Regions from separate parts of the Homo sapiens genome. Here region 1 is linked to region 2. Evidence: chromatin loops called from intact Hi-C (ENCODE). Cell type or tissue: ascending aorta. All regions are shown on one strand. Links, peaks and the distances in the headings refer to the core of each region. The heading gives the core; the rest is flanking DNA.

Region 1 (15,597 bases), core at 4,946-12,945, 150 kb after region 2:
GGACTCCCCAAGCCATAGCAGCAAGGATTACTGTCTACACTGAGCTATGTATTATAATAAAATGTCTTTTACAATGGATGTGAAAAGGGCCATGTAAACAATTACATGGATTGGAGCATATTATAATTTTAAAAAATTAACCTAGTGTCATAAATAAAAGTGGGAGAGGAGCTATGCAAGATTCAGAGTTTTAAGGACCTGTCATAGACTAAATGTTTGTGTGCCCCCAAAATATTCATATGTTGATGCCCTAACTCCCACTGTGGCTACAGTTGGAGGGGGGCCTCTAAGGAAGTAATTCAAGTTAAATGAGGTCATAAGAATGGGGTCCTGATTTGATAGGATTAGTGTCTTCAGGAGAAGAGATACCAGAAAGCTTGTTCTCTCTCTTTCCATGCATATGAACCAAGGAATGGCCATTGGAGGACATAGTGAGAGGGCAGCTATCTACAAGCCAGGCAGAGAACTGTCACCAGAAACTGATGCTGCTTTAGTTGGATCTAGAACATCAAACCTCCAGAAGTGTAAAGAAGTAAATTTTTGTTGTTTAAACCACACAGTCTATGGTATGTTGTGATGGCAGCCAGGCTGAATTATATAGGTCCATAACAATCAGATGCCTGTGTGGTCCTGCATTGAATACTGATTTACGCAAGTCAGTCTTAAAGGACATTTCTGAATTAATTGGCAAAATTTTAATGTAGCATGGGTATTAAATGAGATAAAAATATATTGGAACGGAAAAGTGTAGATTATAGAAGGAAAATGCACAGATCACAAAACAGTATGTATAGTATTATCTTACGCTGTAAAATATACAGGTATATGTGTATGTGAGCATGTATGCTATGATTTGAATGTCACCTCCAAAACTTTTGTTGAAAGTTCATTGCTGTTGTGATGGTATTAAGAAGTTGGATTTTTAAGAGGTGATTAGGTCATGAGGGCTCTGTCCTCAGGAATGGATAAATGTCTGTGTTGAGAAAGTAGGCTCCTGATAAAAGGATAGGTTTGGAATGTCCCCAATTCTCTTTCTGTCTCAAATGTTCACTTGCACTTCTGCCATGGAATAACTGTAGCAAGAAGGTGCTCACCTGACCACATGCCAAGCAAACACTGCACCATGCCCTTGGACTTCTCAGTCCCTAGAACTGTGAGCCAATTGAACTATATAAATTACCCAGTCTGTGGTATTCTGTTATAGTAGCAGAAAACAAACTTAGGCAGTGTGCATGTGTGTATATTCACACACATATGTAAAACATGTGTGTGTGTGTGCACCTGGAAAGATATACACAAACTTATGGTTTGGATCTTTCAGTGGTAGAAATGTTATTTTTAATTTTGCTTCTCTGAGTATTCATTAATTTTCTACAATGCATATGTACTGCTTCCATAAAAATGAAATATCATTTAACGTAATTGATGGTAAGTCCTTCTATATGAAAAAAATTCTGTCGGTTTATAGAATGCTTTGATCTTCATACCTTACACCAATTTCCACTGTCACACCTTTCTCCCAGTGAACCAACTACAATTATGATCAATGGTTTTCTGTAGGGAGAGCTACTAACAGATACTCTGCCTGATTAAAAAGGGGAAGACAGCAAGTATCACTTGCCTATTGGCAAGATTCCATTCATTTATAGCTGAAGCAACCCATGATTCAATCCAACTAATTCAAATGAATCTTCCTAGGTGAATTAAATCAACCTCCCTATGAAAATATTCCTCTAAGTATTAAAGAGAATAATACCATCTTCTGGTCTGACAATTCAGAAAACAATCAAGCATGGAAATGTAGGGCCAAAACAGAAATACAACTTTTTGATTTTACTCCATTCAACAGCCTTTGTTGAGCATCTAATGTGCTCAAAGCCCTAGGCTTGAACATTTCACTCCCTCCTACCTGAAATGTTACATTCTTTCTTCCTCACCAACTATATGAATTTTACCTCTTCTTAAAGACCTTACTCTCATTCCAATTTTTCTAAGAAGACTTCTCTGACTTCCCCAGTCCAGAGCAAACATCCCCTGCCTCTGAAAGCATAGGGTGCTTAGGGGCTCTTTGACTGAATACATACAAATATTGAGCACTCTGTTATTTAAACATGTTTAATTCTCCCCCTAGAAGATTGTAGGATGCTGTATGGTAGAGTCTTTTAAAAAAATTCTCGGTTTTCTCCAGTGTTTTACCCTTGGAAGACATTGAATAAATGTTTGTTGATTAACTGACAGATTTGGGATTTGCCTTTCTCTTGGTCCAAAACTGTGGTACAAAACTGTGAGAGTACAGTTAATAGTTATTGAAATGGATGCCAACTCTCTAAACATGGTAATAATTCCTTTTTTAAAGAGTGTTGGATATTACTCTATTTTTTCAACTGGTTTTAAAAAGGGTAGGGCTGTTTTGTTAATTTACAATACAAAGAAGAAATCTCTTCCTTCCAGTCTGTGCCAGATGGGCTGAAATAATGAGAACTGAAGGTTTCCACAGTCATGCACCAGGTGACAAAATAAAAGCTTTTTCCAAGCAGTAAAACTGTTCTTTCTCTGCTGAGAAAGTGTCTTAAGAAGCAAGAATCAGCCAGCTAAAAGCTGTATCTTTGCCCCCACTTTCCCAGTGCTGAGCCAAGAATAGGAGACACTAGAGAGGTGAAATTTTGCCAAACCCCTGAGAAATTAGACAGTTGCTGCTGGAGATGCAAGAGGATAGGTGACATTTAATTGAGAAATTGCCTAATTTTCCATCAGTATGATAAAAAAATAACAATGTGAAATTGTTGGATCTTGATGTGTGTCTCTTAGTTAGAGGCAGGTGCCATCCAATTTCATTTTTTTAAGGCAAAGGATCTTAGCAACAAGGTGGCTCTGTTCCATGCTCTAAGGATGCATTTAGCAACATGGGAAGCTTCATGTATTGATACTTGTTCTTCCAGAACTTCTGATCTGCTCTATGTTCAGCAAAAACTGGTCATGAAACTGCCTTTGTAAAAATTGTAACCGTAAGAAAATTATGACAGTAAAAGAGATCTGATCTAATCAATCCCCATTTTATCTTTAATCTCCAAACTGTCCTTAATCATTCCTGGGGTTGGGCCAAGCTAATGTTGAGAGACATAGTTTAAATGACAATAGCCTTTCCCCAAAACTAAATTGCCTTTGTAAAGCTAATGAAAGACCACTAGGTGAGGAGGCTGAGCTAATGAAAGGACCACTAAGTGAGGAGGCTGAGAAGAGCCCAGTTCTGCTGAGGTGTAGATATAAATGATTACCAGCCATTATTCTGTAGGTCACAAGATTCACAACTTCCCCAATTACTCCAGCAGATAACATTTACAGAACCTAAGATTGGCCTTCTGAGATGTCTTTTCAGGTTTCTGCATATCTGACAACTGATGGCTCCCCCCAGGCCCACCAGCTGGTCCTGTGGCCCCATCCAGAAGCTGACTGAGCACACAAATGAACCATTTTCCACAACCCTATGATTGCATCCCCAACAAATCAGCAGCACCCACTTCCAGGCCCATCAAAACTATCCTTGAAAACCTCTAGCCTCTGAATTTTCGAGGAGACTGATTTGAGTAATAACACTCCAGTCTCTCATTCAGCCAGCTCTGCATGAATTAAACTCTTTCTCTATTGCAATTCTCCATCTTGATAAATTGGCTCTATCTGGGCAGTGGGCAAAATGAGCTTGTTGGGTGGTTACACTCACTGTTAAGCATGGGCTGTGGAGTCATCCCAATTTGTGTTAAATTCCTGCATCTGTCATTTATTAGCTGTGTGGTTTGGAGCAAGGGTATTAGCCTCTCAGTTCTTCAGTTTTGTCATCTATGAAATGCCAAGTGACACTTTCAGGTGCTTAACACCTGACACATACTTCTCAAAATGTGGAGGTTCTGTTATTTTCTTCTATCGACAAAAAAAAAAAATACCTATTTTAATTACTTATAAATTCAAAATTCAGAGTGTACCTAACTTCCAGATTTGGAGGAAACAGTCTACTTGTGCAGTTTTAGACAAGAACGGAACACATTAGAATCATTATAGTAGTTGCAACCCAAGGCCCTTGGTGTTGCTCCACTTCAGTTCTCCACATGTGCCAGCCTGGTCACTAGCTCTCACTTTGATCAAGCTCTTTATACCTTTGCCTTGACACCTATTTCTTTCCTATTCCTAGCATGTCCTTGGCTGCTATTCTCAGTATAGTCAAATTCCATCATACTTCAAGGCTTAGTCCAAAGGTCACTCACTGCCTTTGTGAAGTTGTGTAATCCACAATCAGAAGTTACTATTCTTTCTGGAACCTCTTCACAGTATTTAGAGATTACCTCTCTTTTATGTTTATTTTATTCTATTTTGCCTTATGATGATCTTCCTTACAGGAAACCTTTTTGCATGCCCTGCAACACATGCCTCACTTCTCAAAGGTTTGTCATTTTATAGAGAGCACTCTCTCTTCAAGTGTGTATCTTTCACACAGTTGCGAAAAGACACACCAAGTCTAGAGTTCTTTACATAATAGGTACTCAATAAATGGTTGATGGATGAATGATAAATGAATAACTTCAATCCTGTTGAAAATCAATTAAAAAACTCGATCTCTACTTTAGGCAGAACATTCTTCCTTCAGGCCCTCCTCTCCACCATCTCTCTTCTGATATTTCTACCCTTCCCTACTAAATAACAGTGTCTGCCTTTCGGAAGTATCGGAAAAAAATTTCTACCTGTGCTCCTATCCTTCCTCATTCTTCCATGCGCAAATGAGGAGAATGGGATAATCTTCCCAGTAAGGAAGGAACTGGACCGAAGTACAAGGCAATCAACCCATTCTGGGGCTCAGCACGCTAGACTGTGGATAAGTCAACCTGATTCAGAGGTGCTGTTGGCCTAGGCCATCTTTATTAGCTCAGCTTATCTGTGAGGCCTGTGTTGACTTTTCAATTGGTTTATAACTTACAGAGGGAAAAAGGGTATGATGTGCCTCCAGATACACATCTGATTATGCTTTTATAAGTCCTGACATTGAGCTGATGCTGGGAAGGATACTGGAAAAAAACACTATTTCAAATCTACTTCAGAAGGAAACACAGAACATCACAGTTTATGCCTCAGAACAATAACAGAAAAATCCCAAGAAGTTTACTTTTTTTGAATTGAGATTCTAAATCTGATGATGTTTTATTAATAGGCTACTATAAAATCAAAATGGGCCTTCAGCCAGTACATTCCTAAATTAGAGGCTTACACATCACTGGGCCAAGCTCCATCAGGATGGCACTAGATTCAGTAGAGGATTTTCAAAGCCCTAAAATAATCTGATGTAAGACTTAATATTAGATGCCCCATTATAAGAGATAATGAAAAATGTTATCTAAGTGGAAATGAAGGCATGCATCTGCCCACACTCATGGGAGGGTCACCAACAGCTGGATGAGAGATCCTGCACACTACACCACACCACCTAGGCCTATGAATTCATTTGCTCTGACAGCAAATGCAGAAGAGTGGAAAGTGGTGGCTTTTCACACTCACCGATTTTAATTCAACAAGGATCTAATCAGTTTCTACTTGGTATGCAGTGTGCTAGTAGTGCTGGCTGCCCTAAAGCATAAAAACACGTGTCATCTGGCTTGTTGTGTACTCCACAATGGTATTTTTGAGTTCCTCTACTGGATAATTATAATCAGGGACAGATCCACATTTTGTGGGGCTAGAAGCTTACACAATTTGTGGGATGCTCTTTAAGAAAGAGAATATAAAATTATAAACACAAAATATAGTGGACATTCTTGAAAGGGGCTCCCGCTTGTCGGAGACGCCAAGGCTTAAGCTTCATCAGTAAATCCTTCTCTGGCTGTAGCACAGTAGTGCTACATACAATTCCCATAAAATTATCTAGCAAATGGTCTGCTTAATGTAAAAGGAATATGCAAGGGGTGAAGCACCAATGATGATGGTGATGACGATAATGATTATATTTATACAGCGCTTACCTCTGTATCACTTCATGCTTTTGCCATTGGTCAGTATAAACCTATGTCAGAAGCTGGATGACAGCTCTTTGCTAATCTCCATTGTCTTGGAGCTCCACTTTTAGCTACTCTCTCCCACATAAAACTCCTTGTGTGGAACCTGCTGCTCCTACAAATGGCCTGACACTCACTGTAACTTATCTTCACAGTGCACCATTCAGAAGAATTTGAAGAGACTGCACATCAATCTCTTTCATTTCTAGAGCAGTTTAGAGGATTTTTTTTCTTTTATATAGGAGTCATGACAAGAGCCAACTGAAGCTTTTCTGCAAATACATCTCCCACGATATGTTACTTCTCTTTCTCTTTCACGATGCTGAAACAGAAAAAGGAAACTACTCTCTCCGTAGTAAAAGGAGCTTCATTGGATACCCTGCAAGGTATAAAAGCTGAAATGAGAAATGAGAAAACATACAATTCTTTAAGTCTAGGTAAGTTAGATTTCCAAGTGTTGCTTTTCCTTAACTGCTCAGTTGATGTTCAGACAAATGTTTCAATTGTCTAGTTTTCAGTTTATTATTTTATTCAACAGATAGTTTAAATATCTACCATGTGCCTGTACTTTATTAGACCCTAGCAATCCAGCCATAAATTTGTGAGAAAGAGCACATGCTTAGATACCATCATGCAAAAACAAAACCTCCCAAGGAGCTTGCTCCTTTCCTTGTCAATGGAGGATGTTGCCTTTAATTTTGATTCAGGATGCTGAGGGGTCTGGGTGGGGGCATACAGAGATAAAAATAGCAAACAGCATTTGAAATTTTCTTTAAAAATTGAAAATCAATATTGTCAGTTAGAAATGCATATATTAATAGTATGCTGTAGAAGGTAAAAAATGAACATGCAGAACTAAGTGTGCTGGCTGATTCACTAGAGAGGCATAGGGTATGACAGGAGCAAAAACTAAATGGTCTTATTGGTTCTTAGGGCTAGGTGGTGGAGTGGGCCATAAAGGAGGGCTTCTTAAAGGAAGTTGACTTAGGATAGAACCCAAATGTCTTTACGTATATGGGGACTGGGATGCTACCTTGATAAAAAGCTCCTGAGGCAGGAAAGGGCTATTTCTGTTTCTAGGGGGAAGATGAGGATGTCTGAATTGAAGAGCGAGCAAGCAGGTGGCCCTGGTGACATGGTCAGAGGCCAAACTGAGCAGGGTTTTGTAGGCCCTGCTAAGGATTTTGCCTTTTACCTAATATATACCACTTTGCATATTTGTAAAAACAATGTTAGACAGGAAAAAAATTAAAACAGCCTCAATGTGTGGTATGGGAGAAAGAGCCCTTTGTAGGTTCTTCTGCGCCTTTTCTAGAAACACAGTGCAAAGATCCCCAAGGAAGAAAGGCTGTTTATCCCCATATTCCCCATCTAACAAAGTAAGGAACAAAGTAAGGCTTTATGTAGCCATGTTGCCTCTGTAAATTTTGCTTTCTTGACTCGTAAAGAGAAAGCTTTGGTCATTTTGTGTGTGTGTGTGTGGGAGCCATTTTTTTTTTTACTTTTTATTTTGAAATAATTTTAGATTTGCAGGAAAGTTGCAAATACAGTACAGAGTTCCTGTATGTATCACATCCTAATAATTTTCCCTAAGATCAACATCTTATATAGCCATGGTGCATTCATGAAAGATGAGAAATTAACATTGGCATAATACTATTCACTACATTATAGACTTTTTTTCAGATGTCATTGATTTTTTTTCTGTTCCAGGACCTACTTTATGCTATCCCATTGCAATTAGTTGTCAGGTCTCCTTAGTCTCCCTCAATCTATGACAGTCTCTTCATCTTTCCCTGTCTTTCATGACCTTGATACTTTTGAAAAGTACTGGTGAGGTATTTTGTAGAATGTCTCCCTGCCTTAGGATCTATCTAATGCTTTCTCATGATTGGCTGAGGATATGAATTTCAGGGAAGGATGCCTTCTCATTGGCCTAATGATTTGAAGTTCTCTAACAGCTCTGGGTGTTATAAGAAAGGTAATTTCCCTGGTCTCTATCCCCATCTTCACTCTACCAGATCCAGAATAATCCACATATCAGATATGAAAGAAGTTTAAGATAGGACAGTTACGGGAAGGCTTGTGTACTATCTAGTTTTCTTTTTAGGGGGCTCATTAACCTTTGACTCTCCTCAAACTTTATTTGTTCTATTCATTGCCTGCATTTTTGCCTTCTCCCTGCACCCTGTAGCTACTACAGATGCAATATATTATATTGACATGATAAGTATTATGTTTCTTCAAAGAGCTTTTTTAGCATGATTACTTTTGGTCTTTAATAACCCCAGGGAATTTCTTTCTAGATAGCCTAGTCTGTCTACATTGGCAGGGAATTAACACGTGCAAGACCTGTGTCTGCAAATTTTCCAGACCTCACTGTTTGTTCTTTAAAAAGACAATGACTCATTCCCAATTATCTTTTATCTTGTAGACAGAGCCATCTTCCTGAATTTAAATCACAGCCATCAACAAGCTACCTAATCTATGAGTGGAATCTTTAAAGATGGAACACAACAGATGCAAGATGTTTTATGTGTCCTAAATAAGTTTGTGTAGGTAACTTTCATTTTAGGTCAATTTGACAGGCCAAATTGCCTGCTTACAGAGTTTAGGGAATTAGGACCTGAGAACTGTGCAGGTGCCATCAGGGGAATGCAAAGATGTGAAGAAATGCCTGGGACTGGGGAAAACATTGAGGAGAAAATGACTGCAGCTGCACTGTTTTATCAGCTCCATCACACTTGCTGTCACTGCCTTGAACACACAGTGTTCCCTTCTGCCTCAGGGCCTTTGCACATGCCACTCCTGCTGCTCAGATGGCTCCTTGTCCCCAGCTTCTTTTGCCTCTCTCAGGGAAGCTTTCACCCACCTCCCAGAATAGATCTGGTCCTCCGTCATCTACTTTTACAATTCCACATGTTTTTCCATCATAGCAAGTAATAAAATTTGTAATTACATGTCTGTGTTGTAATTGAATAAAAATAATGTCACCTAAAAATTACTGAGCACTCTTTATGTGTGCCAAGCACTACAACTCTCATTCAGTCTTCAAAACAAAACCATGGGGACACTGAGACACAATCTGATCAATTTCCAGCTCTCCAGTAAACTGTAAGTGGCATGAGGAGAGGTTCTGCATGTCTGTTTTGCTCTACCCTGAATCACTAGTGCTTGGCAAAGAGCTTGGCAGGAAAAAGCTTGGTCTATATTTATTAAACAAATAACTGCAGCATGACATAGAAGGAGAAACATGTGCTCTGGGGTGAAGCATATTTGGTTCCAAATCTTAACACAGAGTATGAGCCACTCTTAGGAACCTACCAGGCCCCACCAAGTATGGAAATAAAGGAAAATTTGAGTCTCTCCAAGGGAAATTCCAGGCACCTAGCTAGCCCTGTTACCAGCAATTGAGGAAGGGAATAAATAACCCATGAAGCAAGAAAGTAAAAAAAGCTTAAATAACAGTAACCCAAGTAAGTTAGAGTCTCAAGATGTTTTGTTCTCTAAAGAAACCAAAGGTAGCATCTTAACGTATGTCTCTGAGTTGTCTTTCAGAAACCTCGGCCCTCATCAGATGGAAAATGCCTAGTGCTTTCCCATAGACCTTAGATAAGGGGAAAATGAGGACTGAGATCTGACTGTCATTCTTTGCTTTAAATTTCTTCCTGAGGAGCCTGGATAGAGTCATGCTTACAGGACAGACCTGAACATTTCTTTCTGCTGATGATTTTGCCTGAAACTTCTGCTTTCCTGAAATGTACCCCTGCCTTTAAAAACTCTGCTTGTAAGCCACTGAGGAGTTTGGATCTTAAGTGTTAGCCACCTGATTCTCCTTGCTTGGCACCTGCTGTACAAGTCTCTATGACCTCTCACTGCAAATTTTGGTGACAGTGTTGGCTTTTTCAGCCCACCAGGCAAGCAGACTCAAGTTTTATTTAGTGACAATCTCAATTCTGTGATTAGCTAGCTCTGTAAATTATAACAGCTTATTTAGCTTCCCTAAGCCCTGGTCTATCTGAGATCATGAAACCTCATCACAAAAGCCTTTAAAGGATTTAGATGAGATAATATAGGTGAAAGCACATTCTTGTGTCCAGCATGTATATAACTATAAAGCTGTGATATAACTAACAGCTTCCCTATTAAAAAATATTTCTTAGAGTTATAACAGTTCTGCAATTTTTCTTGTGATGGTATCACTATTCCTAAACACCATTTTGATACTTTGCTCACCAAAATGCTACGCTTCAAGATTATCACTTTGTGTTCCTTCTCTGATCTTATTCCAAGAATGAAGATGGGTTAAATATAATTCACAGAAACACGTCTAATGGAAGTTAACAGGAAGTAGTCACTTTACAATCCATTTTATTGGATTATAGAAAGGCAAATTACATTTCTCCTCTGCCATTAGAGAACCACCTAAATAGCCACCCCATTCTACTCTTGTTTTTATTATTATTTTTTATTTTTTTGAGACAGGGTCTCCCTCTATTGAACTCCAAGCTGGAGTTCAGTGGCACAATCATGGCTCACTGTAGCCTCAAACATCTATGTTCAAGTGATTCTCCCACCTTAGCCTCCTGAGTAACTGCAAATATAGGCATGTGCCACCATACCTGGCTAATGTTTTTATTTTTCTTTTGTAGAGACAGGGTTTCGCTACGTTGCCCATGCTAGTATTGAACACTTGGCCTCAAGTGATCCTCCCGCCACAGCCTCCAAAGTGCTGGTTAAAGGCATGAGCCACCATGACTGGCCCTATTCCACTTTTCAGGCAGACAAAATTACTGTTTTAACCACTCTGTTAAGGCTTTGGCAGCAGGTTAAAGTTGCACGAGTAGATGGTAGAATTCAATCCCAAACTTTAAAATGCACAAGACAAAAGGGAATAATATTAGCATTTCAAAGTAGAAAAACAAACAGACTCACCGAGGAAAACTTTAAGAAACACCTTAGGATTAAATTCCTTTGAAGAGCCTTGATTCCTGAAATAACAGAATGGTTATCTAATGGTATCCATTATGTCTCACTAATTGCCTTATGAAACTTACACTGGAAACATGTAGAAGGTATTTATGTATTATAAAAATTGCCAAAAAGTATGATATTAGAAGGTGTTCACAAAAAGAAAATAACAAAACTTGCTTACATTTATTAAGCACTTACAATATGCTAAGCTCTGAACTACACATTTTAACTAAAGTAGTTTTCATTGGATCCTATGACACATTTATCCAACAAATATTGACTAAGTGCTTACTATGCATGAGGCACTGTACTTACAGCAAGACAAACATAGTTCCTGCTTGCATGAAGGATGAAATCTAGTGGGTGAGACACATCTTGAACAGTTTCTTAATGTTTATTGCATAATTTCACATGACCAACTGATTCTGACTTGCCTTGAACTTTCCTGGTTTTTATACTGGAAATTTCACATCCTGAGAATAACTTTCTCAGTACTGGGGGAAGGAGAATAACTGGTCACTTAGCAAAATCACACAAGACACAATTGATTATAGTAAGTGCTATTACAAAGAAGTACAGAGTTATATGAACTACGGATGGTTAGCCCTCTTTTACAGATGAAGATAACAAGGTTTAGGAAAGCTAAATGGCCACATTCATATGTGGGAAAGGAAAGCTTTGAAGCTTCATTGTTCTGGCACCTAATTACATGACCTGATTTCATGTAATGATGATAATATATCTTCTGGTACTTTATACTTCAGAGTCCAAATCTAGACTCGCACTAATTAATGAAATGTTTTCAAAAGGTTTGGTGGAGGAAGGTTCATCAGAACAAGGAAAGACAGAATTCAGAGCAAATCCCTTGGATCTGGATCCTAAATGCAGCTCCATCACTGCTGGAAACACCTGCATATCTTTCAGCTGTGGGTGGCTCATGTGAAAACGAAAGAAAGCATTTTTCTGCTTGACTGGAGTCTTTTGCAGGAGACAAAAAGTGTTTCTTCAAGTGTGAGGAGTGGGGTAGGAGAGAGGGACTATTAAAAATTGGCAGGGCATACCTAAATACCTCTGGGCAGTGGATGAAAAATATCCCTGGAGGGTATTACAGCAGTTCATTTTGGTTAGCAAGACACAGTTTTCCCTTGGTAGAAAGTTGGTGAGGAAAAGATTGTGTCTTGCATTGAACAGTTTGATTTGGCTGGCATCTTTGATATAAAAAATTAAGTGCAAAAATGGGCAATGTGAGCCAGTAAAAAGAGGTTCAGAGTAACCCCCATCATATGCTCACTCCAATGATGGCAGGGTCTTTGGTCTATTTTGGTCACTGCTGTATTCCCTGCACACAGAAAAGGACATTCATTGCACATAGTATGCCCTCCCTAATATTTGTTGAATGGTTGAGGGCGCAAACAATAGTCTTAGTTTCTAATTTGCAAATGTGAGAAAGCTACTTTACCTCCCTGGGCCTTGGCTTTCACCTCCATTAAAGAGGAGAGTTTAACTGGATGACTTTTATTACTTCCAACAAATTCAAATTCAAGGTCTACACTTCAGGTTAAGAATTCATCCATGGATTCTTATTTCACTTACCCTCAGTGAGATAACTCAGAAACAGAAAGTCAAATACTGCATGTTCTCACTTACAAGTGGGGACAAAACAGTGGGTACACACGGACATATAGAAGGAAACAATAGACACTGGGGACGCCAAAAGGAGAGAGGGTGGGAGGAGGGTGAGGGTTAAAAAATTACCTATTAAGTATAGTGTTCACTATTTGGGTGACGGGTACACTAGAAGCACAAACCTTACTATTATGCAATATATGTATGTAAGAAACCTGCACTTGTATCCCCTAAATATATTAAAATTTTTTTAATTGTTAGATTTGTTGAAGTTTGGTTCAGGAGGCCATGGTTCCTGAAGGCATCAATTCACAAGGATCTCAACAAGTACCACAGAATGAAGAAACAGACAAATTTGAGCTTCTTTTTTTTTGTTTTTTTATAAAGTATTCTATTTTTAATTTTATTATTTTTGAGACGATGTCTCACTCTGTCTCCCAGGCTGGAGTATGGTGGTGTGATTACAGCTCACTGCAGCTTTGACCTCCAAGGCTCAAACGATCTTCCTGCCTCAGCCTCCTGAGTAACTGGGATCACAGGTGTGTGCCACTATACCTGGCTAATGTTTTTATTTTAATTTTTGTGTAGAGATAGGGTCTCCCTATGTTGTCCAGGCTGGTCACAAACTCCTGGGCTTAAGAGATCCTCCTGCCTTTACTTCCCAAAGTGCTACAATTACAGATGTGAGTCACTGTGCCACGCCCCAAATTTGAGCTTCTGCCTGGTGCTAGGTGTATTTGGGAATTAAACACTCTTTTTTTTTTTTTTTTTTTTTTTTTTTTTTGAGACGGAGTCTTGCTCTGTCGCCCAGGCTGGAGTGCAGTGGCTCACTACAAGCTCCACCTCCCGGGTTCATGCCATTCTCCTGCCCCAGCCTCCCTAGTAGCTGAGAATACCGGCGCCTGCCACCACGCCCAGCTAATGTTTTGTATATTTAGTAGAGACGGGTTTTCACCATGTTAGCCAGGATGGTTTCAATCTCCTGACCTTGTGATCTGCCTGCCCTGGCCTCCCAAAGTGCTGGGATTACAGGTGTGAGCCACTGTGCCCGGCCATTAAACACTCTTTTACCCTTCAATTGACAATGTATCTAAAAGTTGACTCATTTCAAGCCAGAAATAAATTTGAATAAGACTCAAAGAGTTAAAAAAACAAAAAAGAATACAACCCATAGACAGGGTGAGTCTCAATGTCAGGGCATATTTCTAGATGCCTAACTAAACAAGAAGAGTTAAATAAATTATAGCATAGTCATAAAATAGAAAAACAAATCACCATTAACATTGATATTGTAGAAGTATGTTTATTGACAAGAAAATTGTTCATGATACTGTTAGGTTTTTTTTTTTATTTTAAGTTATAAAACAAGCATAAGCCATATAGTGTGATCTATACACGTGTTCATATGCAGGCCTAGAAGGAAACCTGAAGAGATACACACTGATATGTAAGCAGCGATTCTCACTGAATTGTAGATTTATAGGTAAGTTTATTTTTATGATTATCTATCTATATCATCTAATTTTCCTCTATGGCTATGACTTATCATATAATATAAATTGATATAATGACTTAGCACCTAATAAGCACCTAGCTCTTCAGTAATGAGGTGCCATAATGTAGGCATTAGGACTTGGGCCCTGGAATCAGACCACTTGGTTCAAATCTTGGTTAAGCCCCTTGGTTACTGTGTGGCCTGGCTGAATTATTCAACTCTCCCCCACTATAAAGCAAACAATAATATTCAACTCACAGATTGGTGCTGAACTTTAAACTAGGTAATCCGTGCAAAATGCCTGACATACATCATACACTTGATAAATCTTAGCTATTATTATGCCAAATACAAAGAAATAAGTTTTAGACTATGTAAGCCTGTCAAATAATATGGACATTATCCTCAGGGAGCTTTTAATTTGGTAAGAATAATAAGACTAACACACAAGAAATGAAAGGAAAACCTTACAATAACCTCCTAGAGTCAAAAATCTGGAATAATTTTTGCCTTCTGTCTCAAGCAGCCTTTACATTCGATGAGATGCCAAGTCCTGCCTGGTGGGAAGCTCTTTCCCCATCATGCCCACTGCCACTCCTCCTCCTCCAGTTCATGTTTCTCTTCTGCCTGCTCACTGTATTACATTCCAAAGGGTTTCTAGGCCTCTTGTCTCATTTTCAAGTTCCTGTCTGTCTACATCAGTGGTTCTCAAAGAGTGGTTCTCAGACTAGCAGCATCAATATCACCTGAGAACTTGTTAGAAATGCACATTCTTGGATCCTAACTGAATCAGAAACTCCAAGGATGGAGCACAGGAATCTGTGTCATAAAAAGCCTTCTAGGGGATCCTGATGTGCATGTCAGCTGGAGAACTTCTGCTCCATACAATATTGGCAGATCAGTCTCCCCAAAGCACATAAGCTTCTGTCACTGCATATCCCCCACTTGTCTCTGGCTACTGAGTAGATGGTGACAGATTTTCTTATGCTGCTACTGGAGGCCTTCTGCCCATGGTCTAGCACCAATCTACTTTTTCAGGCTCATTTTCCACTACTTTTTTTCACTCAAAAACATGCCCTAGTACAACTAAAGCATGTAATTCTCCCTAGACACAGTCCATGGTATATTCTATGTGTGTTTCTATTTGTACTATTTGTACCTTTATTTGCACTATTTCCTAAAGCTACATGTAATTTCTTCTTCCTTTGCACCTTAGATGTCCCAACCCTGCTCACTCTCAAGACCCAGGGCCCCCCCATGAAACTTCTCTCAATAGGCCCACAACCCCCTATGGAAATGACTACTTCCTTCTCAGAACAACAAAAGCATTCAACTCACCCGTCCTTTCCCCCATTCATTTCCTTGGTATCACCACAATGTTTAGTTTACTAGGGCTGCTATAAAAAATGACCATAAACTAGGGGGATTTAAAATAACAGAACTTTATTTTCTCACAGTTCTGGAGGCTAG
Region 2 (15,597 bases), core at 4,753-12,752:
TCAAAATAAGAAAGAAACTTGCACAAAAGAATGAAGTCTAGTTTAATTGTTCAAATATAGACTTGGCTACACCACAGGGCAAGCAGGGAAAAAGCACGCGTTCCTGTATGGCTGGAAATCAAGAGGAGAGTAAGCAGGGTCGGAACAACAGTGACTTGAGAAAGTCTTAGATAAAGAATCTGGAAGCACAGGAGTCCAGCTGCTCTTCTTCAGAACCATGTTTGAAGAATTAGCCTTTGACTACATGAAGAAAACCAGTTGATTGTGTTGATTAGCTTGTGTTAGACAGTGATCAGCAAACTACTGCCTGACAGCTAAAAATGATCTTCACAATTTTAAGTGGTTAAAAACAATTAAAATAATATTTCGTGACATGTAGAAGTTAGATGAAATTAAAATTTCGGTGTCCATGAATCACATTTTATTGGAACACAGCCAGACTCATTAGTTTACATATGGTCTACTGTTGCTTTTACAATGACAGAGTAGTTGCTACACAGACCACATGGCCACAAAGTCTAAAATATATACACCTGGCTTCTTACAGAAGTTCATCCACTCCTGTGTTAACAGAACCAGCAGAATGCCTTTGTAGGTGTGTGCCTATTATTTTTTCTTTAGATTTTTTTTATTGACACATAATATTTGTACATATTTATGGGGTACATGTGATATTTTGTTACATGCATAGAATGTGTAATAATCAAGTCAGGGTACCTAGGGCAACCATCACCATCACCCTGAGAATTTATCATTTCTTTGTATTGTAGAACAAATAAAGTTCTCTCTTCTAGCTATTTTGAAATACATAATACGCTGTTAACTAGTCACCCTACTCTACTGTCAAACGTTAGAACTTATTCCTTCAATCTGTGTTTGCATCCATTAACTTACCTCTCTTCATTCCCCTCCTGTACCCCCATACACTTCCCAGCCTTTGGTATCTATCATTCTACTCTCTATCACCATGAGATCAACTTTTTTAGCTCTCACATATGAGTGAGAACACATGATATTTGTCTTTCTGTACCTGGCATATTTCACTTAACATAATAATTACCAGTTCTACTGAACAAAGAAAATGTTTTGTATATATATACTGGAATACTATTTTGTGTGTGTCCATTATTGGAATTTTCTGATTAATTAAGCACGCTAAAATGTCACTGATAAATCACTTCCAGGACATCTACTAAGTATCTAAATGCATCACTATCATAAGATTATAAGATGACTCCTTTTGGAAGAAACAGCCCCAAATATAGACCGTCACGATGTCTCCTAATTTTCCCTTTCTTACAGACCAGTAATCTCTGGGAAAAGAGGAAAAATGGAGATGACTATTGTCTTTTTCTCCTTGGATCATTCCAAAGTTTCTTCTCATTCGATAATTTATATAACCTGACAACTTCCTCAATCATCATGATTCATTTTGGAATGCATTAAAGCATAAGGTTTTGTTTTTGTTTTTGTTTTTGCTTTTCAACAGTTTTCTGAAGAAGAGAGACAGATGAAACCTAACTAGGGAATCCCAAACCTCTCTAGTGGCTGCTGATTACCTGCCAAGCACTCCTGCAGCTGAACTGTGAAAATGATTGGCTGGTTCCCACTGAGCCCCAAGACCCATTGGTTGCATCCCACTGAGCTGTGATCCAGATTGACAGCTTGAATGTCTCTCTCTTTGAGCTTTATCTGTGACTTCTTGCCTTTAGCAGTGCACCTGTATAGCCACTAAGCTCAGAAACAAAAGAGACACGACCCACATCTCAAAGTTTTGTTTCCCTTGTACTCTCTTAAGGAAATAAGTAGTAGGGGGAAGGAAACCCTAGCAACAAAGAAAGAACTAGACATGCAAAACAAATTATTGGGTGTATGCAATTAACATCCTACAAACCTGGAGGCTTATGCTCAATCCAACAACATACCTAACATTCTGAACATAACTTAGAGTCATCCTAGAAACTGCAGAGATGTCACATAATGAATGAACAGATTGACACTCCTTTTAATGCGTCTACCTTTTTTGAGTCTGATATCAATAAATCCATCCTTTGGTGATCAATCACCTGTAAGTTAACTAATAAAAATCTAGCATCTTGATTCGAGGAACTGGAATTATACTTTGATGTCTTCAAGATTCCAACTTTGGAATCTTCAATTAAGTTGTATGATTATCTCCTTTTCTCATCTCTGTAAGGTGTAACTCTAATTATTATACTAGGAACCGGGTAATGCTGAGTTATCATCCTGGATATCATGTACTCTGTAAAACCAAGAGTTTTACACCACTTCGTTCCCATCTATTACACTGGAATAAATTTCAGTATAATGGCCTGATATTAGCTCCAATCCATTACATTGAAATAAATTCCCCTTTTGACATGTTTGCCTAATTCATAGATTATGAATATCAATGAACTTTTATTTTGTACATGCTATTTACATGGAAAATATACAAATCATATATATTTAAAGTGGTATTATTTCTAGAAAATTTTCTCAGAAGCTAATTTTATAAGACTTTAAATTCTAAAGAAGTTAATAGCAGGTAACTACTCCCGATGAATTTTAGATGGTGCAGAAGAAAATTCTTAGAGCTGGCATGGGTCCTTCTTTAAAATAGGGTACTTTGAAGTGGAAACTACCACCTTTTTCCTGCTCTGGCTTTATTCCTATTAAAAGGTACATGTTACCTCTAATATAATATACAACTTACTTAGTAATTACGATTATTATTTTTTGTCTCCTCTGTTAAAATATAATCTCCACAAGAGTAGATATTTTTGTCCATTTTATTCACTAATGTATGCCAAGCACCTGGAATTATGCCAGGTACACAGCAGGAATAATAGCAGATATTATTGATTTGGAGAAGTTTTCATTTACCCTAAGTAGATGTCAATAAATTACATAGGGCAAAACTTAAAAACCCCTCTTTGTTCTTCATGCAAGCCCCTTATTATTATATTTCCTTCCAAACAAGTTAACAACTATTAGCAGTTTGATAGACTTTCTTCCGGGCAGATCCTTTTTTGGTGGTGGGGAATCTATCTGAAATACATGGTAGATGGGTCACTAGTTTTTGAATTATTTAGCAAATATTTAGTAAGCACCAGCTAGGTCCCAAGCACACTTTAGATGATTTTCTTGATAATGGCATTCTTTCTGGCTGAGCCTGAGTATGGACTTATAGTTTGCTACTACTAATGGAGCAGATTTACATTATAAGAAAAAACTTCCCAGATCCATGTGACCATTTAGATAGGCTAACTGAACTAGTCAGCCCATGCAATGCTGTACACACCCAATTCCACTCTAGGTAACAGAATGCAATGAAATGCCCATATGTAGGTCTTTCAGAAACATTAAATAGGAAGCCAACCAGAGATAGGTTTATCCAGATTGCAGATCTGGCTCTAATTTGTCAACATCTTTCAAGGGAAACCTATTTGCTACCCAATGAATAGCCACCAAATAAATGAGAACATGGTGTCCTCTAATGCTTTTCTCCAGTGCTCCCAACCTCAGAATCAGCAGTCTTTAATTGTCACTCATTTACTTAATATAGTGTTCAAAAAAAATTCCTGTCACAAGGCGCTTTAATACGCCCTGTTCTCAATGATATGTTCTTCTGTTTGTACATCAGCAACAGCACAAAATACAATCTAACAGACTTTGAAAGTTCAATGCTTTACGTCTTTTTTTGGCCTCATTTATTTTCCGGATTTATTCTTGTCCTTTCATGCCCTTAGCCTCCTCCACTTTCTGTCTTTAAATATCTAATTGCCATGTGTTCTGATGGACAAGCCTTTGGCCGAGGTCCCCTGTTTTTAGTAATAGAGGCTCTCTCCCTTTATCGCTTTTTACAAAAGAGATTATCTTAATTAAATGATCTTTATACTCATAATTTCCTAACTCTCATTTCATATCTGCTTTGTTACATGATCACTAAGGTCCCCTTCCAGTTCTAAAATTCCATGACATTTGTGCAGGACAAATACTAAGGAGATCATAGAATTTATCTGTTTTCACTAATTTTTTTTAGCATTACAGTTGGCTTTTTCATTTCAGTGACATTTTACCATCAATTTGCCTTTAGATTTTCCTCACAGAATCATTTTCAACCCCCAGAGGTTTTCAGCCTCCAAAAAAACAGAACATCTGTGTCACTAGCACGTACTCTTCATAGCTGCATTAATGGCAGGTGCCAGAAGAGGTAACATGTTAGGTTTGTTGGATGTTAAAGGAGGCAAAGAGAAGGAAATTATAACCCTCTTCTTCCTGGCTGAACCCATGGTGGTGGAGAGTCAAGCGAAAGCTTCCCCTGGCCCTCTGAAGATTCACTGAAAAATCAACTCCTAAAAGTCAGATTAACTGGAGAAAAGGCACACAAATTTATGTAATGTGTACACTGGGAAAACCACAGAGTGATTACCCACTCTACAACAGGGTGCAGAAGCTTATACACCATCCTAGCAAAACAGGTTATAGGGTTGGGGAGAAGAGGAATTCTGTTGAGGGAATTACTAGGGAGAATGAATGGATCAGAGATTAATTTGTATATTAATTTGTAAAAGGGTCTGTTCAGATGTGGTTACGCTCTCGGTCTTAGAAGGAGGCGAAAATAGAACTGTTTTCTTTGGTGGGTCTGGATCTTGGGCAGATAAAGGAACTTCAACTTCATCTTGTGCATGTAGAGAGGGATTGTGTGTATGTGTGTCGGGGGGGGCGGTTGGGGTGGTCAGAGAGACACTGAGGCTTCTTCAGCATGTCAAAGTGCCATATTTTGTAGATATTTGTCTTTGAACCCCAACAGTAGACACTACCAATGGCCCATGTAACATGCTTCCTGCTGAGGAAGGAAAGGCTCTCAGAAGCCTTTTGCAACACAGGAAACTCCAGGTCACCACTACTGCTATATTTGAGTAGGTCCTGGAGATTATTCTCTTAGAACTAGCCTGAGACCTCCTTTAAAACAAAGCATCTCGAGTATTAGCCACTACCTTTATCCTGCTCTACTTTTATTTTTCTCACAGTATTTATCACCTTTTAACTAATGTATAATTTACTTTGTTATTAGGTTTATTATTTTTTGACTGTCCCTCTAAAATATGAGCTCCACAAGGGCAGGATCATTGTCAGTTGTTTTTAATGATGTATGCCAAGCACCTGGAATAACGCCAGGCACACAGCTGGTGCTCAGGAAATATGTCTAATGAGTAAAAGAATGAATGAGTTTCTTCCTCCACCAGCATCAGAATCTCAAAGCTCAGACCAGGGCAAGGCTAATAAGGCATCTGGGGCATAAAATGTAAGGAAACACTTACTCTTAGGCCCCCCTGCACTAGCATGACCCCGAACATGACAGCCTCCTTGAATTCTGCACCCTAGGCACCTCACTGCCTCACCCTAATCTTAGCTTTTAGAATCCTCACTGTTAAGAACACATATTTCTCACCATACCTTGTACCTCCTGGATCACAATCACTAGGAGGAGAGAGCAGCCTGGGAATTCCATTTCTAATGAGCTTCTTTGTCAGTCTTACACAGAATTTTGTTGGAAAATCACTGATTTAAATTAAGCAGTTTTGCCAAGATGAATTTTCATTACATCATCTCTGGCCAGTTCCATCCTCATCTCATTCAAGGTCTTTCCCACCCTTTCTCCCTTAGCTTAGCTTTCCCCTCTTCTCCCTAACAAAGTTATAACAGCAGCTAACAGTGTTTTCTAAGCCCCAGACACTGTTGTAAGCACCTTACCATTTATAACACACCTAATCCTCATACATCATGCCACAGGTACTATCAGTATTCGTGTTTACATATGAGGAAACTGTGGCAGAGAAAGGTTAAGGAATTCACCCAAGGTCACACAGCTAGTAAGGTCAGACTCAAGATTCAAATCCAGAAGCCTCTAGAGGGCTAGAGACTATATGTCTATTCAGAATGCTTTTAACATTCTAGCCAAAAGAAAACTGTTTTCCTGCACATCCTAGATCCTCTCAAATGGCTTGCCTTTGTTCAGCAATTCTCTTTACTGAGAAAGCCTTTTTGGTCCCTCCTCCATCAAAAAACCTGCTATTAAAATCATATCCATTTCCCATTATCCTATTGAAATCATATTCATTCCCCATTATCCAAGCAGAACTCCATGCCCTCCATGAAGCCATCTTCAGTCACCCTAGAATGAAGGATCTTTTTCCTCTCTGCTGTGGTCATTTAACTTGGTTTATGATTATCTCTATTATCCTGTTTATACTGGGTTTTGTTGTAGAACTAATCTAGTAAGATTAAATATTTTGAAATACTCACCCTTTTACCCATTGCCCCTTTCCCTCATTAAAGTACTGACGATGCCCTTCTATGTTCATTGCTTCTAGAGGGTAGAAAAAAAACATGAAAAGAAAAAAAGAGGTACATTCTTGACTTTTGAGTTTCCAAAACTTAGTACATTCTCCTAGGAGAGAACAAATATTACTCATGAGTAAAGGCCATTGACTTGGGAAAACTTTGGATGAGTAAAAGGCAGAGCTATCTGGCTGACTCCCATACTTCACATAGCAAATTGGATAAAAATTCCTTATTGGGAGGAAAAGTAAAGGGGAGGCAAGGAGTGAACAGAGATTTCAGGGTCTTGAAGAAAAGGGAGCCTTAAAACAAGTTCAGATGTGACAAGTTCAGATTAGCTTGGAGACACAGGACAGCAGAGAATATCAATTCCAGGCTAGAGCCCAAGAAAGCAGCATAACTCCAGGAAAAACTCATAGTTGCATATAGTCGTGTATGTAAGCAGAGAGAGCATTAAGCAGCTAAGCAGAGAATGCCTCAGGAGCAATACAATCACCTATTTGCCCAAAAGTAGCATAAAACCAGATAAAGTCTTAGGAGTGCCATAGATGCTTTCTTTAGCTAATATTTGAGGAGGAGAATGATCTCATGTGTCCTAAAGTGGTTTTAGAAGATATGAGAGAAAGCTGTACTTGAACGGTAGGGATGAAGGATGATTTGGCGGTATCTTCAAAGGACAACAGACCATATGGCAACAACAGTATCATAGCAGATATCAACATAGATTACAACCAGTCCATCTTCACCCCCAACTACCCACCAGTCACAACCTCAATATGTTAGAACTCAATATAGAAGTCACCCCATGTTTATATTAATATGTTACCTTCACTTTGCACCAGAATGTTTCTCTTGATTATAATCCACTCCTTAGTTCAGGTCCTGGTATAAGAGGGGTTCAACAGGTTTTTGTAAATTAATAAATTAGAGGAAATCTCACAAAGTTGGAAATAGGTATTTTTTTTTTTGCCAGGAAAGTCTTCTAATGACACTAGTAAACATTAAAGTGGCCAATTAGAATAATTTAATACAGGATGCTTCTACCATATTTCGTTATTCCGATCACAGATCTTTGGTGCAGATCAAAAGTACCCCAAGTCCTGAAGAGTTCTGAAACAGAGCAATTATGAACACAGTAAAGAAAGCATATGGGAGACATGGCCCTCTCTCTCTCTCTCTCTCTCTCTCTCTCTCTCTCTATATATATATATATATACACACACACATATATATGGCCATATTTATAAGTTTGTAAAAATCACAGCCCACTGTTTTTAAAAGTCTCACAACAGAAGTGACATTTGTTGAGGTCCCACAGGGGAGGGTTTTTGTGAAAAGTGTTAAAAATAAATCACGCTGTTTCTGGCAAGGTTTCCTTGGGGAAAGTCAGATGCCAGATTATCCTTAACTTCAAGTTAATTTGTACATATCAGACAACTAACTGTAGTCTTTCATTTCTTATCAAGGGAAAAAGATGTTAATCAATTCATAGTTGAAAAAAGGAGGGGGATACAGAGGATTAAAAAAATTAAAAGAGGCCAGGCGCGGTGGCTCACATCTGTAATCCCAGCACTTTGGGAGGCCAAGGCGGGCGGATCACAAGGTCAGGAGATCGAGACCATCCTGGCTAACGTGGTGAAACCCCGTCTCTGCTAAAAATACAAAAAATTTGCCGGGCATGGTGGCGGGCGCCTGTAGTCCCAGCTACTCGGGAGGCTGAGACAGGAGAATGGTGTGAACCCGGGAGGCGGAGCTTACAGTGAGCCGAGATTGTGCCACTGCACTCCAGCCTGGGCAACAGAGCAAGACTCTGTCTCAAAAAAAAAAAAAAAAAAAAGAAAATTAAAGGAAGGAGAAACGCATGCAGTATAACAAAGCCAGTCATTTTACTGCCTGACCATCACCACTGAAGGAACATTTAGAACCAAAACACAAACATTTCAATTATTTTTAGAATTCAAATAACTCAGAGACTGACTTAAAAGGAAAGAAATGTAAAAAGTGAGCATCCATAAGGAATCATTGTTCCTTGAATGGTGTTTTGAAGGCTCATAATGGGGCACAGGAATATTGCATATTGGAATAGTCACCTTAAACCCAGTCTACTTTGTGAGATTATTGTTTTTATAATTTGCTGCTCCAGATAAATAATATACAAGACCCAATCTCAGCTTCAGGGCAACAGCAGGCAGCACTGGGTTATTTAGTTATATTTGATATAACTGGCTCCTCTTGGGCTGGTGGTCCTCACTATTTCACCTGTGCCCTTATCTTGGCATGGTCCTTGTCTTCTGCTGAGAGGCAAAATGAATGAACTCTTGCTCCATCAAACTAGCAGAGCAGGAGGGAATAAGGAGGTGGTGGTAGGGTGACCTTTGGAACCACTGATATTCTTTATGTTTGTATTAAATCAATTGTATTGAATCAATTGTGCCTCATTAAGAAATACACTCCTTACTTTAGGTGTTTTAAGAAGTCTCATAAATATAAGACAGGACAAGGAAGAAGCAATCAATAAACATATGAGGGCATATTGCAATATCAGGAGTTTGAGAGGGCACAGATTGGGGTAGCATCTTATTTAAATTATTTTTTAAAATATTTTATCCAAGTACTATTTGCATATATTTAACAATCCAAAAGCTAATAAAAAGGCTTACAATGAAAAAAAAAAAAAACTGGCTGCTTGTCAGCCTTCCTCATATCCCCACTTCACAGGATAACATTTTCAGTTCTTTTAGTTGTGGCTTCTAGGACAGATGGTCACCATCTTATGATGGTTCAACAGGATTTTTTGACTTTCTAATGGTGTGAAAGCGTTAGGCATTCAGCAGAAACCGTACTTCCAGTACCCATACTATCATGTTTTTCACTTTCAGTATAGTATTCAATGAATTATTTGAGATATTCAACACTTTATTATAAAACAGGCTTTACGTTAGATGATTTTGGCCCATCTGTAGACTACTGTAAGTGTTCTGAGGATGTTTACAGTAGGCTAGGCTAAACTATGATGTTTGGTAGGTTAGGAATATTAAATACATTTCAACTTACAATATTTTCAGCTGATGATGTGTTTGTCAAAATGTAACCCTACTGAAAGCTGAGGTACATCTGTATTTGCTGTTGTGTTTCCAATTAACATGATTATATTACTGCTCTTGATTTTTCATAGTTAGCTATCATCCACTGACTTGCTACTATAGAAGATGAGGATTGAACTCTTGTATTACCAGCCACTCTGCCACCCCCACTTACTTTCTCTCCCCTTCCTCTTGATAGAGTTCCATCACATTTTTAATTAAATTTGTAGCCATATGTGGCCTTTAAGACAATTATTATGGATGAGGTGCTGTGGCTCACGCCTGTAATCTCAGCAGTTTGGGAGCCAAGGTGGGCAGATCACTTGAGGCCAGGAGTTTGAGACCACCCTGGCCAATACAGTGAAACCTCGTCTCTACTAAAAATACAAAAATTAGGCAGGTATAGTGGTGCATGCCTGTAATCCTAGCTACTTGGGAGGCTGAGGCACGAGTATCACTTTAACCCTGGAGGTGAAGGCTGCAGTAAACTGAGATCGTACCACTGCAATCCAGCCTGGGTGACAAAGCAAGACTCTGTCTCAAAAAAGATAATATTAGTAATAATAGTTATTATTGTATTATTATGACTAGGTAAATATTGTTCATTACTAGGCCAAGTGGGGTACTGTGATTTCAATCTCATCCTATTTTCAACTTTTTGCTTTTCTTGAAACTATTTGCCTCTTTAATTCTTCAAATGTTTGGCTCCTTTGAAATCTACCTAAGTCTTTTCAGACACTCCATTTTTCCACCTCTAGGACAATGGTCTTAGCTGGGACAGCTGGGGTAACATGACTCTGCTCCACATATCTTTCTCCAGCACCACACCCAGCCAATTTTTGTAATTTTAGTAGAGATGGGATTTCACTGTGTTGGCCAGGCTGGTCTTGAACTCCTGGCCTCAAGTGATCCACCCACCTCGGCCTCCCAATGTGCTAGGATTACAGGCATGAGCCACCATGCCTGGCCTATAATAATTACTTTAAAGGCCACATATGGTTACAGATTTCATTAAAAATGTGATAAAACTCAAGAGCAGGAGGAAGAGGAAGGTGTATCCTCACAGTGATGGCCGAGAGAGAAAAAGGTAAAAGTGAAAATGTACAAGTGTTCTTGCATCCTCTGCATATGTTACATTTGCTAACACCTCACTGGCTAGGCAAATCACATGGCCAAACTCAGAATCAAAAGAAAGAGACTCTGACCCTTTAGTGGGAGAAACTGCAAAGTCACAATGTAAATGGGCACTGACACAAAAAGGGATGAAGAATTGAGACCATAACTTAATAATTCTACCAGTCATTAACCAGGTGACCATATATGAATGGATGAGTTTCAGGATTCCCTAGCTTGTTCTTTTTATTTTTTTTGACACAGAGCCTCACTCTATCACCCAGGCTGGAGTGCAGCTGCACGATCTCAGCTCACTGCAACCGCCACCTCCCCATACTGGGCTCAAGTGATCTTCCCACCTCAGCCTCCCGAGTAGCTGGGACTACAGGCCTGTGCCATCATGCCTGGATAATTTTTGGATTTTTTGTAGAGATGGGGTTTCACCACATCACCAAGGCTTTTCTCATACTCCTGGACTCAAGTGATCCACCCACCTTGGCCTCCCAAGTGTTGGGATTACAGACATGAGTCACCATGCCCAGCCCAGCTTATTTTCTGTTCTGCTCCTAAGCTAGCCAATACTCTAATCTTAATTGCTATAGCTTTATAAAAGGTCTTGATATCTTACAATGTTAAGTCTTCCAGATTTGTTTTTTTCTTCATGACTGCCTTGACTATTCCTGGCTCTGCATTTCCATATAAATTTTAGAATCAGTGTGTCAATTTCCACAAACGTATCTGTTGGGATTTTAGTTAGGACTGCATTGAATCTGACAATGTTAACTTTACCTAAAGCCCTGTGCTCCTAGAAAATAGCAAAGGTCAAGAAATCTCCTCCATCCCTTGAGTTCCAGGAAATTGCTTAGTGCAAAGAACAAGCCTCTCGCATATGATTTAGAGAAGACTCCCAGATGCCTTCCTTGTTTACATATGACATGCTCAGTCACAGATCCTCCAAATTCCCATTCTTTGCCTCATAAATGATTAGCTAAACTCTTAGTACTTAGTGATTAATCTGGATGAAATATCTGCTAACTGGATTTAACTAAACTTGAGTCTGGCTTCTTTCCTTCCTCCAGCCTCCTAACCATTGACTTGCTGTAATGGTTAAACAAGCATTGCATGCCAAATGAAGGGCCCCTCCAAGAATCATCTGACTTATAAAAGGAAAAAAATTCCTGAACAATTATCTAATCACATCACCTTGCTCACTTTAACTGCCAGCCCTACTGCCCCATACCTAGTCCTTTCTAGCCTTGTTTACTGTACATCGCTATAAAAAGAAAAGCCTGACCTTTAAGATGGTTGCAAATGTTAGGAATGGGGAGTTCTCCCTATTGTAATAGTACCCTTCATTCTATTGTAATTGTCCCCTTCTCCTTAGTTTAATAATCCCTTTGAATAAAGTCTCTCTTTACATAAATTCAGATTTGTTTTTATTTGAAAAATCTATGGGTCAGTTTGAAAATTAGTATGTTAATGATAGCAAGTTTTTTAGTCCATGAACATGGTATAGCCTTCCACTTATTTAGGTCTTCCTTAATCACTCTCAGTAATATTTTGCATTTTTCAGCACTGAGATTATATATCTCTTTCCTTAGTTGTATTGCTAATTATTAGATGTTTTCTGATGCTATTTTTGGGGTGCAGAAAACAATTCTCCAAAATATGGTGCTTTGGCATGCTGAGCGCTTTTAAAATGAAAGGCCTCAGAAATAAGCTTCAGAACCAAGGTTTCTCTCTGTCCTTTCCTCACTTCCCTGACTCTCTGATCCTCCTTCCCAAAGCACTGAGAGAAACTCTGGAATTTCTTTATCTCACTAAGAAAGCTTATTTTCAAAAGAAATGCATTTGTCTTAAGACCATCTCCCTAGGAATCTCATCAATTAACCAGGAAAGAACAAACAGCAGAGAAGAGACAGAGTCATCATCACATCCAGACAAATTTTTAATTTATTCTGAGAGCAGCTCTAAGAGATTACCTTTGCTCTTGTGCAGTTCTACCCTTTGCCTTCCCCTTAACTTGTCCCACCCAGCTTCCAAAGAGAATCATTTACAAAATAATGTGTGCCTCCCAAATCCATACATCTCTTCCCTATGAAGAGAGTATTTAAGTCTCAATCATCCAGCCCCTCTTCAAGTCTCATAATTTGTGTATGGCCCTCATGTACATAAACATGTTAAAATAAATGTTGAATGCCTTTTCCTCCTATTAATCTGACTTTTGTCAGTTCATTTTCAGTGAATCTTTGGAGGGTAGAGGGTAAGCTTTCCCCTGGCCCCTCCATTATTATAAATGATATTTTAAATTTTCATTTTCTTAATATTTGTAGCTGGAGCATATATTGATTTTTTATTAAAATTACTTACTATAGGAATTTGTCTACAGAGTTTAAAATGTTTTTATCTACACAATCATGCTGTGAATACTGATAAATTTGTTTATTTTTTTGAGTTCTTATGTTTTTTATTTTAATTTATTGCTTTATTGTACTGGCTATGATCAACAGCACAACGTTTAAATGAGATAGGTGGCATCTTTATCTCATTCCCTATCTTAGAGTAAAAGCTTTTAATAGTTCACCATTAAGTATTATGGTTTGCTGTAATTTCTTAGCAATTTTTGTATATGTTTGTGATCAGACTAAGGAAATGCTATTGCAGTTTTTTAATAGTTTTAACAATTAATAGAAAATACTTTTGTGCTCAGAATATATTCATAGAGGTGAAAACTGAAGCACATTATCTTTAAGTTTCCCTTTAAAGATCATGTGGCAAGGAAGTTGCCTCAAAAACTACAACTTCTGACTTCAGTTCCAAGTAAAATACTATAAATATTTCCATCACCACATCTCTGAAGAATATATCCTCTTGTATTTTTTTATAGGTTTGCATGTTTCACCAACTGCAGTATCATAAATAAAAGTTGGGTCCAGGTGCTGTGGCTCACGCCTGTAATCCCAACATTTTGGGAGGCCCAGGCAGGTAGATCACTTGAGGTGAGGAATTCGAGACCAACCTGGGCAACATGATGAAACCCCATCTTTACTAAAAATACAAAAATTAGCTGGGCATGGTGGCAGGTACTTGTAATTCCAACTACTGGGGAGGCTGAGGCAGAAGAATCACTTGAACCCCAGAGGCGGAGAGGTTCCAGTGAGCCGAGATCACGCCAGTGCACTCCAGCCTGGGCAATAGAGTGAGAATCGGTCTCAAAAAAAAAAAAAAAAAAAGTTGGAAAATTATAACATATTCATTGGGGTGAGGAGAAGGGAATATATTACACAATCTATATGGAGGGCAATTTGTGAATATGCATTGAAAGCTTTATCATATGCACATCATTTGACCCTAAGATTTTCTTAAAGTGATATTTTAAAATACCAAACTCAGTAAGTATACAACTATGTATATACAACAAGAATTATTGAAACATTTTTTAATAATACAAAAGGAAACAAAATATCTTGCAATACGTAAATGAATAAATTTATTGTACACCCGTATAATGGGATTTTATATAGCCATGAAAAATTGCATGTAGCTGCACTCATTGTTTTTAAATATGATATCAGGATATAAGATTTTTTAAAAACCAAGCAGCACAGATAGAAAATCATTTTTGTTAAGAAAAAAACTATATGTATATAGTGCAAAAGTACATAGAAAATGTTAATAGTAAACATTTACTTACTTCCCCAAATGTCTATAAAACACATGCTTAGATGTGTATGTTAAAAATAGCACCATAAGGAAGCAATGATGAAAGCAGAAAACAATATTGTCAGTCACATGTCAACAGTCATTTTTCCTATTTTGATTCTGAGATTGTCATTTATTAGCCTAAAACCTACCTTTGATCTTGATTAGAGTATTTGTTAGTGAAAACAGTGACTATGCGTTGGACCTATTAGGAAACTATTAGTGTAAAGTTGTAGGCACTGCTAAAATCTCAAACAACATATATTGGCAATCATTAATACATTCAGGCTGGGCGCGGTGGCTCACACCTGTAATCCCAGCACTTTCTGAGGCTGAGGCAGGTGGATCACCTGAGATCAGGAGTTTGAGACCAGCCTGGCCAACCTTGTCTCTACTAAAAATACAAAAATTAGCCAGGCATGGTAGCCCATGCCTGCAATCCCAGCTACTTGGGAGGCTGAGGCAGGAGAATTGCTTGAACCCAGAAGGCAGAGGTTGCAGTGAGCAATCTCTGCTTCCATCAGAATGCCATCGTTCTATAGAAGGGGAAAACTAAGGCCCAATGGGTAAGATTTATCATTTGTCTATAAGATAAAATTATATTGAAAGCATGTGTAATATGTAGAACAAATAAAATAAAATTAACCTGAGATGCATATGTATAAAGACTCATAACTCTAATTTGTAAAAGAGATTTGTTGTGAGCATTCTTATATTCGTATAGTCCTGCTCTGAAAGCACAAAGAACTTCAAGCATTTGGCATGCATGATTAACTGACATTATAACAGAACAGGTCAAGCTGTTTTCTTAGAAATCTCTCTCCACGCTGACGCACTCGAAGCATTATCAAAACAGCATTCTCTTTAGTTACGATTCAGTTACACAAAGGGTAGACAGACAGTGCCCAACTTATAATGATTCAACTTATGATTTTTTTTTTCACTTTGGGGTGGTGAGAAAGCCACATGCATTCAGTAGAAACAGTACTTTGAATACCCACACAATCACAGTTTTTCACAGTATGTTATTCAATAAATTACATGAGATATTCAACATTTTATTATAAAATAGGCTTTCTGTTAGATCATTCTGCCAAACTGTAGGCTAACATCAGTGCTCTGATCACACTTAAGATATAGATTAGGCTTAACTATTATGTTCAGTAGGTTAACTGTATTAAATCCATCTTGACTTCTTATATTTTCAATATACATTGGATGAAATCCCATGGATTAAGTCCTCATCCTTAATGCTGCCAAGTGATTTAAAAAAATTCATTTTCTCTGTATCTTGTCAAATTGGTCAATGCCGCCCATTAAACAAATATTGGGTATTTTTAAGACTACCCTA

Evidence for each region. Hi-C counts contacts between places; a loop is a spot of excess contacts. Peaks named below come from ENCODE experiments on the same cell type or tissue, not always from the same donor. Only the 100,000 strongest peaks of a DNase experiment are listed, where the experiment ranks them.
Region 1: a loop joins it to region 2, with 2.0 times the contacts of the local background. A loop is called at or near these places in 2 of 110 quality-filtered maps.

Annotation. Positions count from the first base shown.
Region 1 is chr5:156,030,526-156,046,122 of GRCh38, reverse strand. It overlaps a transcript of SGCD not described here. Among named protein-coding and RNA genes, the nearest start is that of SGCD, 290 kb to the left of the region's middle. RefSeq lists an enhancer at 2,885-3,433. In ascending aorta, for the core only: no CTCF peak of the experiment used is centred there; a DNase peak (open chromatin) is centred at 9,287; H3K27ac peaks cover 3,162 bases.
Region 2 is chr5:156,177,801-156,193,397 of GRCh38, reverse strand. It overlaps a transcript of SGCD not described here. Among named protein-coding and RNA genes, the nearest start is that of SGCD, 140 kb to the left of the region's middle. In ascending aorta, for the core only: no CTCF peak of the experiment used is centred there; no DNase peak of the experiment used is centred there; H3K27ac peaks cover 1,523 bases.